3 separate regions of the Homo sapiens genome follow, and all the other regions are linked to region 1. The links are chromatin contacts, found by Hi-C or POLR2A ChIA-PET in ENCODE. All regions are on one chromosome and are shown on one strand. The core of a region is the stretch at or near the end of the contact, and the rest is flanking DNA. Distances in the headings are between cores, read along the strand shown. Region 1 overlaps LHPP (phospholysine phosphohistidine inorganic pyrophosphate phosphatase). Region 2 overlaps ZRANB1 (zinc finger RANBP2-type containing 1). Region 3 overlaps CTBP2 (C-terminal binding protein 2).

Region 1 (3,138 bases), core at 449-2,948:
TCCACCCCGGCTTCCGCGTCTGTAACAGGGCAGAAGATCACTGGTTCTCAAGCCTTTCCAGTGGTTTTAAAGCAGCAGAACCTCCCACCCCAGCCCAGGGGAATCCTGCCTGGGACCCCGGAAGAGATGAGAGCTTCTCTGGCTGAATTAGGGGAGGTCCAGGGGCCCCACCTTGATCTCCCCAGTTCCCCTGAGGGAGCAGAGCAGAACTGGTGCTCAGGGGCCCACGGCCTGAGGAGCCTGAAGCAGCTGCTCTTGCAGCCCTGTGGCACTGAGCTGATTCAACAGGCCTGAGTGTCTCCTCCTGATACCTGGCCTCTGGCCCACAGGTCTTCACAGCATGCACCCCTAAAGGCCAGCAAGGTTTAAACACCCACCAGACTAGGCCAGGCATGGCGGCTCACGCCAAGCTAATTCCAGCACTTTGGGATCCCGATGTGGGAGAATCACTTGAGGCCAGGAGTTTAAGACCAGCTTGGGCAACATAGCAACAGCTTTGTCTCTACAAAAAAAAAAAAAATGTTTTTTTAATTAGCCAGGCATTGTGGCATGTGCCTATAGTCCCGGCTACTTGGGAGGCTGAGATGCGAGAATCTCATCAGAAGTCGAGGCTGCAGTGAGCTATGATTGCACCACTGCACTCCAGCCTGGGTGACAGAGCAAGACCATGTCTTAAAAATAAAATAAAAGCAAACCACAGGACTAACTTAAAGCTGTGTGGAAACAAATGGAACTGACAGTAACCACCACATGTGGCAGAGTGGTTCAGAGCATAGATGACGGAGTTCGACTCCCAGGGTTCAAAGGCTGTGTGACCTTAGGCAAGTTACTTAACCTCTCTGCAAAGTGAGGACGATGTCAGTTCTCTCTCATACAGGCGTCTGGTGGGTAAACAAGCTCATGGAACAATTTCTGGTGGAGTGGGTCCTGCATCTGTCACTGTTGCGATCAGTGTTTTCCCAACAACCTTAGGAAGAAGACATGTTGCTATCGCCACACACAGTGGCAACGCTGAGGCACAGAGAAGTTAAGTAACCACCTATGGCCACACAATCGAGAGAGGTTTCACCCCTAGGCCACAGCCCGGGTGCCTGCGTGCTGTAACAATAGGCGCCGAGGACCCAGGAAGGAATGTTTCCCATGGCGAAATCTTTCAGATGGAGTCCAGGACACCTGAGAAAATACCAGATTCCATTGCTCTTTCTTTCCCTTTCCTTTCCAGGCCTAGAACTACTTGTAAGGCCTCACTGCTACTTTATACGGTCAGGTCAACAAGATCCTCTCCACCTCGTGTCAGCCAAAGCCACACCACCGACAGCGCCAGCCTGGGGAGCACCCCCCTCGCCGCAGCAGGGCCCCAGCCCGAAGCCCCGAGAGCGCATAGGAACCTGCCAGGCACCGGGCGGGAAGGACGGGCGCTCACAGCGGTCTCGCCTGTCTCCCGGGGGCCTCACTGGGCCTCAGAGCTTCCTGCAAGGCCCCTCACGTGATCCGCTTTTACAGACAGGGAAGGAAGCATGCAGGGGTGAAGTGGCCCAGGCAGGTCAATGGTTAGGTCGTGGGTCTGAGATCTCATCCCCTGCCCTTGACCCCAAAGCCCAGGCCTTTCCCCGGCCCTAGGCCAGGGCTGGTCAGGCTGAGAGCCTCCGGACCTCCCGTCTAAGCCGTCCTCGGCCTCCGACGTGCCGGTGCTGCCCTCTTCCTGCCGTTGGCTCTCTGCAGAGTCACAGATACAGGAGACTAACAAAACAAACTAAAAGACAAGCTACCTGCCCTGCTGCGGTAGAGAAAGACAATCCAGCATCTGCCTCCAGCTGCTGAGCTCCCCAGCACCGGAGGAAAGACGGCCATGCCAAATTCCCGGCATGGGCCGCCAAGCCTATGACATGCAGGGCGTCTTCTCTGCAATTGTGGGTGGCCCATGCAGAGAGACTCTCCTGCGTCACACTCACTTATCACGCCTAGGGCCTCTGAGGGGTTTCCAACACAGCAAAGGGCTCTGCTTTGCCTGGCCCACTGCCCCCAAGCTCCCCACCCCAGGCCCCCTGCATCCCCCGCCCCAATCCCCAAACTCTGCCGTTAGAGCCTGCATGGGCAGGGCATCGACCAGGGCAGATGTGGTCCCTGCCAACCCAATGAGCCTCGACTCATGGGAAAGCCCTGAGCCCCTGTGTCACTCCCTATGCCTCAGCCCCTGCATTCCATATCCCACTGAGTCCTCCTCGCGCACCCCTGAGTCACTCCAGGCACACACTTGGGGTCTGGCCCTGGGCTGGGGCCCTCTGCAGCGTGGGACCCTTCAGGCCACATGGTCTTGTTCATCTCATCACCCTGCACACTGCGGAGCACACGGCAAGTGCCTGCAAAGCTGGGCTGTGTCTTGGATATAGTGCGGGTGGCAGAAGCGGGCCACCTGGGTGAGGACGGGGGGTTTGTCCACTCACACGGGGGTAAGGGAGGACAGAGGCAGGGAAGAGCCATCTCCTCCTCGCCATGCAGTAGGCCTTGACCTTTACTTATTTAAATGAAAAGTCAACGTTTCCAATCAAGCGCCTATCCTTCTGGGAGGGGCTGGTCCCCAAGGCGTGCCACACTCTGTCCGGGTGACACTGACTGCCACAAGGTCATCGGAAGTAAGGGAAGCCTCCAGGCTGTGCTTGGGCAGACGCTCTCCCCTCCCCATCCGAGGACACAAACTTTTGGGTGACATGGTCCATCCAACCCCCCACGCCCCTGCCGCCCCCAACTCTGCACAAAGTGAAGGCAGGAAGCCGCTCTGGGGGGTGCATTTTGCAAATCAGAGCACATGGTCCCTGGGCGAGTTTTCCAAGCCAAGCAGTCTCCCTCAATGGTCTCAGTTTATGGCCCTGTGGTTCTATCCAGAAGTGTTGGCCTGGCTGAATCTGCCCTCAGGAATATCTCAGATGCCTGCAGAGGCCAGGCTGACAACCCCAGGCCGTGATGCACCCAGCATTCCACTCCCATTGCTTCCCTGAACTACCTCCTGCAGCCATGTATTAATGGAGCTCCTGTAATAAAGGTGCTGAGGATACCTGGGAAGTAAGTCCAAAATAAGTCCATTTTACAGATGAGAAAACTGAGGCTCAGTGGTCTTCCTGCCAGCAAGCAGTGGGGCAA
Region 2 (3,350 bases), core at 248-2,747, 440 kb before region 1:
CTCATGTTCTAATCCCATCTCTTAATACCAGGTAACCAATATAGCTATCTAATTTCAAATAACACACAAGCATGAAAAGGGAAAATTTTTCAAAGGAGATTTTTTTAAAGGATATTCTAAAATAAAACCAAAGAGAAAAATAAAAGAGTACAACAGATTTTTAAAAAATAATCTGAGGTCCACAAAGAAATCCGTTACTATCAACTGCTGTCTTCCTCTCAGATAGCAGACGCATTTCCTAACAAGTAATCCTCTGTATGCTCACTTCCAGCATATATAAGACAGTCAAGTAATTTAAGATGCACATACAGTAGCTATGTTATGTGCTTTCTAACAGAAACATTTTTCACCTACATACACAAATGTAACTATAATAAAATAAAAAAGTCTTTTTACGTTAGATTTTGGAGTTACCTGCTGGCAATGTAAATGTTACAAGGTCAGTCAGAAAATAGCAAGCAAAATCCCCCTTTCTCTGATGAAGAGAGGCAGCTATCTCTCTCCGGATTTGTTCTGTCAGTTCAGGACACACCATTGCTGGAATACACTTTGCTGCTTGTTGAGACACCTTAAATACAAAAGAAACCTTCCTCTCATCTCATGTATCATAAGTGGAAGCAGAAAACAACAGTATTTAAAAGAAATCAGCAAAATTTCCCAATAACTCAAGGTTTTCTTTAATCTTAAAATACACTGGTATTATTTCCTTACCAATGAAAGTATATACCAGAATAAGTTTTCAGTAACAGTCACAAAAATGTTTTATCCTCTGATTCAGTAATTCTCTTTAAGAATTTATCACAAGGAAATACTCAAAGATGCACATAAAAATGTATGGAAAAGGGTGTTGTTCATAGACACATCACAGGAAGAGGAGAGAGGACAGAAAACCTCAGTAGACTAACCATCGTGCACACAATAAAAACATTCTTTAGAAGCAGAGAATCACAGCTGATAAAGGGAAACTGCAAATACTCTTCTCCCACACCACAAGTTTCAAGTACCCTAACTTGGACTTAAAAAAAGCACGGTATTTAAAGGGTTAGTTCCCACTGACCTCAAGCCCTTTCTTCCTCTCCATTTGTTACCACTCTTGAGTTTTTAAAAAAGCATTTGGCATCTGCAAGTTTAAACACAGACTGCCAACCTCTGAAGCTCAGCCTGACAGGAGTGAGATGGGAGCACTACTGCACAGGCCTCTAAGCAAGAAAACAACAAACCAAAGAAGGCTAGAACTTTCTTTTGTTATTTTTTTATTCTTTTTAAAATGCTAAATAGCAACAAATGTTGCAAAGATTTAATTTAACCTCACATTTCAGTCATATCTAGTTTGTGGAGCTAAATAAAAATACATACACAGAATTCTAAAATCACAGTTGAGCATCTGCGAGTAACAAACAGAATTCAAGGCCAGGCACAATGGCTCACGCCTGTGATCCCACCAACTCTGGGAGGCCGAGGCGGGTGGATTGCTTCGGCTCAGCAGTTTGAGACCAGCCTGGCCAACATGATGAAACCCTGTCTCTACTAAAAATACTACTACAAAAATTAGCTGTAGTCTCAGCTATTTGGAAGGCTGAGGCATGAGAATCACTTGAACCCGGGAGGAGGAAGTTGAAATGAGCTGAGAACGCGCCACTGCACTCCAGCCAGGGTGACAGAGAGAGACTCTGCCAAAAAAAAAAAAAAAAAAAAAAAACCCCAAAGAGAATACCGTGGGAACCCACAGTGAGCCTGTTCCCTGATGTCACCAACCTGGACGATTATCCCAAAGGTAGCCTTCCAGCCACAGTGGGGTGTGAAGCAACAGGTCTTCCAGCCCCTTCTTCTTCTTCTCAAAGAGTAAGGTTTAATGATAATGTTATCTACATCATATATGCAGACAACTAACTGCTATTGCTATTAAAGAAATAATATTTCAAAAACCCTGCATACCCAGCACAGTTACCTGACTCCCTATTCTGAAACTGCAGCTTGGTGCAGTGGCTCACACCTGTAATCCCAGCACTGTGTGAGGCCAAGGCAGGAGGATCATTTGAGCTCAGGAATTCAAGACCAGCCTGGGCAACATAATGAAACTCTGCCTCTACAAAAAACCCCAAAATATTAGCTAGGCATTAGTGGCATGCACCAGTAGTCCCAGCTACTGGGGAGGCTGAAAGGTGAGAGGATCACTTGAGCCAGGGAGGTCAAGGCTGCAGTGAGCCATGATCACTCCCCTGGGCAACAGAGAGAAAGTCTGTCTCAAAAGAAAAGAAAAAAATAAAAAATTTAAAAACTCCTACGTGGAAATTCAGTTCAACTAGACTTTATTGGCCAAGATTACCATTAACCATGAAAATTCTCACTATATCTTAACTCCATGAGCCCAACCATTAGTCAACACTCAAACATGGAAAACCAAATATTAAATATTTTCAGAATATAATTGACTATTTCTCAAGTAACATAGTTAAAATGGCTCCCCCAAAGTAAATTCAAAAATAGCTTATTCCCATCAGCTAGCTCTCAGGCCCTTTCCAAAAACCTGGAAAGACCTTTCCAAAAACCACCTGGACTGGACCCTGACTACCACAAACATTCTAAAAGAAACTTAGCCCCCAAACAACCCCTTCCACCACCATCCTTAAGCAGGATGTGCCCCTGAAGCCTGCCACTCACCTTCTCACCTCCTTCAACCTTATGGTTCTCAACCATCTCCGTAGGCTGGGAGTTCTTAACTTAGGGTCCATGATCTTGGGAATGGTCCATGTACTTTAATGGGAATTTGGTTTTAATTCAAGTTAAATCAATTATCCCCAACTTTTTACCTATATTAAAATGTATTTTCTTATATATCACAAATTTAGTTTAGTATTTTGGTAGCTATTACTTCAATACAACTGATTTCCTTTGTAATCTCATTTACTTCTTATTTTTTGTATTTAAAAACAGTATTCTGGGAAGGAGTCCATAAGTTTCATGAAACTACCAACATGGTCCATGACACAGAAACCGATGAAAATTCCTGCCCCACATACATATCCCCAACTCTAATGTTCTCCTGTTCTCATTCCAAAAGAACTTGGCTGAGCATTCTCTGCAACACACCCCCTTAGTCTAGACTTAGTCCAGACTCCCCCACTTCCAGTCTCCCTACTGGCCCCTTTAATTCTGTCCTTTGGAGTATTTACTCCATGGAGACTGAATCCATGACCAATTTTGCTCTTTGCCTGGAACAAATCCCCTCCACCTCTCCCACGCTGTTCCAGGGTTGTTCTACACGTCCCACGGAATACAGCAAAAGTAATGGTATGTTGCTTCCTAAATCAATTTATAAAAGACACTGCAGGTTTCAAAGACACTGGATC
Region 3 (3,377 bases), core at 706-3,205, 460 kb before region 1:
GCAGGATGGGATCGAGCGGTCCCTGGGCGTGCAGAGGGTCTACACCCTGCAGGATTTGCTGTATCAGAGCGACTGCGTCTCCTTGCACTGCAATCTCAACGAACATAACCACCACCTCATCAATGACTTTACCATAAAGCAGGTAATTTGAAAATAGATGCCATGGAAGCTTCTGTCGAAAGGTGGTAGCACTTGCTTGTGGGCACAAGAGGGACACGGAGGGCAACGGAGGTGGTTTCTGGATACACTGTTGAGCAGGGAAGAGGCCCTGCAACAAACCAGTGACAAGCCACGTGAAGCCCCTTCCTCGGGCTGAGCCAGGCTAAGCAGAGAAGGACAGGCGCTAGCCAGGACCCAGCTTCAGAAGCTTCCCAGAACCTTTAAAGAGGCCAGCAGCTCGGCACAGTCCAGCCTTTCCACCGTGTTGCTTCCTCTCAGGATCAGCAGCAACGGCCCTGGCTTCCAGCCGTCACCAACACTTCCCACTCCCTTCCCTCAAACTGCAGCACACACATTAAACCACCAGACCAACAAAACTAGCTTGCAGCTTTCTTCTTTAAACCTTGGTACAAGAGTCTTCCACCATGCCAGTGTGCCTGTAACCGGCTTTTCTTTCCTTCCACAGATGAGGCAGGGAGCATTCCTTGTGAACGCAGCCCGTGGCGGCCTGGTGGACGAGAAAGCCTTAGCACAAGCCCTCAAGGAGGGCAGGATACGAGGGGCAGCCCTCGACGTGCATGAGTCAGAGCCCTTCAGGTGCGTGTTGCCCCAGCCGCCTACCAGGAGCCCACAGGGCCCAGCTCCACACCTGACCCCCACACTTTGAACTCGAGGCCCTTTTCCCAAACAGGTCCCTGGGCAGGAAACTCCAGAGATGACATTTACAGTCTCTGTTCTTCTAAGGATTGTGCTGTATTCTAATTGTAAAAGGGCTGGAAGTTTCCCAGAGGTCATCAGGGAAAGGAGAGGCAGAAAATTGGTGGGGGTGTGGCAGTGGTTCTGGTCTTCAGACAGACAGGCATCATCTCTGCCCTGGATTACAGCAGGACAAGCCTTCAATAGAATTGGGCTTTTTGATCTACCAATTATACGGTTCTTACACAACTTTGATAATTACATTCAAAAATTCCCAGCCTTCATAAAATATCATCACAGATGTTCCTGTATCCATGCTATCTATGTAGCTACTTTTCTACATGGCCAAGAGCTCCCTTGTGCTGAGGAGGGCAGGGAGCGTATGCGACATTTCCCGCTTACTCTGTTTTTTCTACATTTTTCTAGCTTTGCTCAGGGTCCGTTGAAAGATGCCCCGAATCTCATCTGCACTCCTCACACTGCCTGGTACAGTGAGCAGGCGTCACTGGAGATGAGGGAGGCAGCTGCCACCGAGATCCGCCGAGCCATCACAGGTGAGCCCCTCCGTGCCTCTGGCCTGCCAAGGGCAGCCTCAGCTCCACAGTGCAGCCGGCTCCTGTCCTGCTGGCTACAGGCAGCTCTCGACAGGTAGAATTCACTTTTAGCATCAAATTTATATGAGTTGGGCCCTGTTTATTTACGTAAGCCCTGAACTAAACTTCACAGAGGGAACCATTCCCTTTAGTCCCAGACATTATAAACTCGGGGGTCGGGGGGCACACAGAGGCTGAAGGTCAGTGTTGAAGAGCTCAAGCACTTGGGCCTTTGGATGTTCTACATTTTTACAAATGCTTATTTCCCCACATAAGCAGCTACAGGTGTAATGTTGAACTTACTGTGATTTGTAAAAATAATATGATTAATTTTAATCATCTTACCCTAGGTCGCATCCCAGAAAGCTTAAGAAATTGTGTGAACAAGGAATTCTTTGTCACATCAGCGCCTTGGTCAGTAATAGACCAGCAAGCAATTCATCCTGAGCTCAATGGTGCCACATACAGGTGAGAAAAGGAACTGACTTTGTCTCAGCTTGTGAGCACCACGGCCCCGGGGCCAGGGAGAGAAGCCCAAACTTGGCGGAAGCTTAACCTCCCGCAGATGCTAAGTCAGGGTCAGAACAATCAGCCTTCTCAGCAGGAACTGTGTACACCGCCCCCATTTCTTCCAATGCCTAATTTCATGGAACAAACAGAAGCTCCTATTTTAAAAGGGGGTGTGTTCGGTCAGATGTGATTGACCACAGGTGCTAGGAACTGCCTTTCATTCTAAAGCCATCTTAAAACCAGAAGGCTTCCCAGTCACGTGTGGTGGCGCACACCTGCAGTCTCAGCTGCTAGGGAGGCTGAGGTGGGAGAGGTGCTTGAAGCTGGGAGGTGGAGATTGCAGTGAGCCGAGATCACCCACTGCACTCCAGCCTAGGCCACAGAGTGAGACAATGCTGCTACCCCCCGACCCCACCCCACCACCAAAAAAAAAAAAAAAAAAAGGGCTTCTCAAAGAGAAAGGTATACGTAGATAAGATGTTCAAGTGCAAAGGCCTGTGAGCAAGTTCATTTTCCAATTTGAATCTTATGTCCACAGAAGGCATTCTGGTACAGTCAACTCAGGATAGTACAATCAACTCAGGATGATGACCTTGTCCACACACTAAAAATGATACCTGTAGTTTGGGTCAGCTGAGAAACTGGAGCCATGTTTGGGAACGCAGAGTGGGGGAAAGACAGGAGCCCTCACAGGGAGAAGGGGTTCCTTTTGTGGTATTTTCCATGCACGAATCGGTTTTCTCCCACACCCCCCCCCCCATTATTGCTGGCTTCCCAGGAAAATCAGTAGCCCCCTCATGCATAAATGAATGAAGTTGCAGCCTTGAATCTTAAGAAAAATTTTTGCATATTCTAAACCAGGGTTTCTAGCTCTTGGCAATAAGTATATTTGGGGCCAGATCATTCTCTTCATTCTCTCGTAGGAGGCCTGGCCTGTCCTGTGCATTGTAGGACGTTCAGCGGCATCCCTGGCCTCTACCCACGGGATGCCAGTAGCACCTCCCACTCCCACTCATGATGATTGAGAATGTCTCCAGCCACATGTCCCCTGCTGTAGCCACAGTGACGACCAGGGTGCATTCAGTTTGTGTAATGAAGGCTCTGACACTCTTGAAGAAGCTATGCCGGTGCTTGCAGGTCACATGGCTGTCTTCACATTTCATCCAGCCCCGTCCTTTTGGCCCTCAAAAGTATTTTGAGCCTATCACAGCACCAGATTCCCCTGTTGGGTGGAGCTGGGGGCCCACCTCTTCCATGTCTCCATTGTTATTTATCCTTCACGTAAGCTGGGGCTCTTAGGCCCCCTAGAACAGTATGTGTGCACTGAGGAAGGGACCCTAATGACCAGAGTCCTTCTGAAGGTCTTGGTGACAGGATGGCAGGCCAGGAGCTGGGGGTGGGGTGGCTACCATAGTGAGA

What was found. Hi-C counts contacts between places; a loop is a spot of excess contacts on that map. ChIA-PET counts read pairs that join two places held with the same protein, here RNA polymerase II (POLR2A). Pooled maps may share reads with other maps.
Region 2: a loop to region 1 is called in a map with no recorded cell type, with 4 times the contacts of the local background. The contact joins two enhancer-like sites. A Hi-C loop is called at or near these places in 5 of 168 maps with a recorded cell type or tissue (HCT116, IMR-90, chondrocyte and 2 more), 12 of 37 single-sample maps with no recorded cell type and 14 of 50 pooled maps. POLR2A ChIA-PET finds 5 or more read pairs at or near these places in 1 of 52 experiments (RWPE1).
Region 3: a pooled map shows a loop between it and region 1 (7-fold over the local background). The contact joins two enhancer-like sites. A Hi-C loop is called at or near these places in 6 of 168 maps with a recorded cell type or tissue (HCT116, IMR-90, chondrocyte and 3 more), 9 of 37 single-sample maps with no recorded cell type and 9 of 50 pooled maps.

Annotation. Positions count from the first base shown.
Region 1 is chr10:124,532,956-124,536,093 of GRCh38, reverse strand. The region is part of intron 6 of LHPP (phospholysine phosphohistidine inorganic pyrophosphate phosphatase); the gene reads right to left. Among named protein-coding and RNA genes, the nearest start is that of LHPP, 73 kb to the right of the region's middle. RefSeq lists enhancers at 1,935-2,467, 2,468-3,001. Within about 2 kb of position 1,698, at least 8 of the 41 ENCODE cell types and tissues checked have a DNase peak (open chromatin) inside an H3K27ac peak, as active enhancers do.
Region 2 is chr10:124,969,183-124,972,532 of GRCh38, reverse strand. It overlaps ZRANB1 (zinc finger RANBP2-type containing 1), which reads right to left. Exons shown (of 9, transcript NM_017580.3): 3 at 415-568. Among named protein-coding and RNA genes, the nearest start is that of ZRANB1, 29 kb to the right of the region's middle. RefSeq lists enhancers at 1,612-1,711, 1,802-1,981. Within about 2 kb of position 1,497, at least 7 of the 41 ENCODE cell types and tissues checked have a DNase peak (open chromatin) inside an H3K27ac peak, as active enhancers do.
Region 3 is chr10:124,991,234-124,994,610 of GRCh38, reverse strand. It overlaps CTBP2 (C-terminal binding protein 2), which reads left to right. Exons shown (of 11, transcript NM_001329.4): 7 at 1-142; 8 at 626-756; 9 at 1,282-1,409; 10 at 1,799-1,916. Among named protein-coding and RNA genes, the nearest start is that of MIR4296, 40 kb to the left of the region's middle. Within about 2 kb of position 1,955, at least 10 of the 41 ENCODE cell types and tissues checked have a DNase peak (open chromatin) inside an H3K27ac peak, as active enhancers do.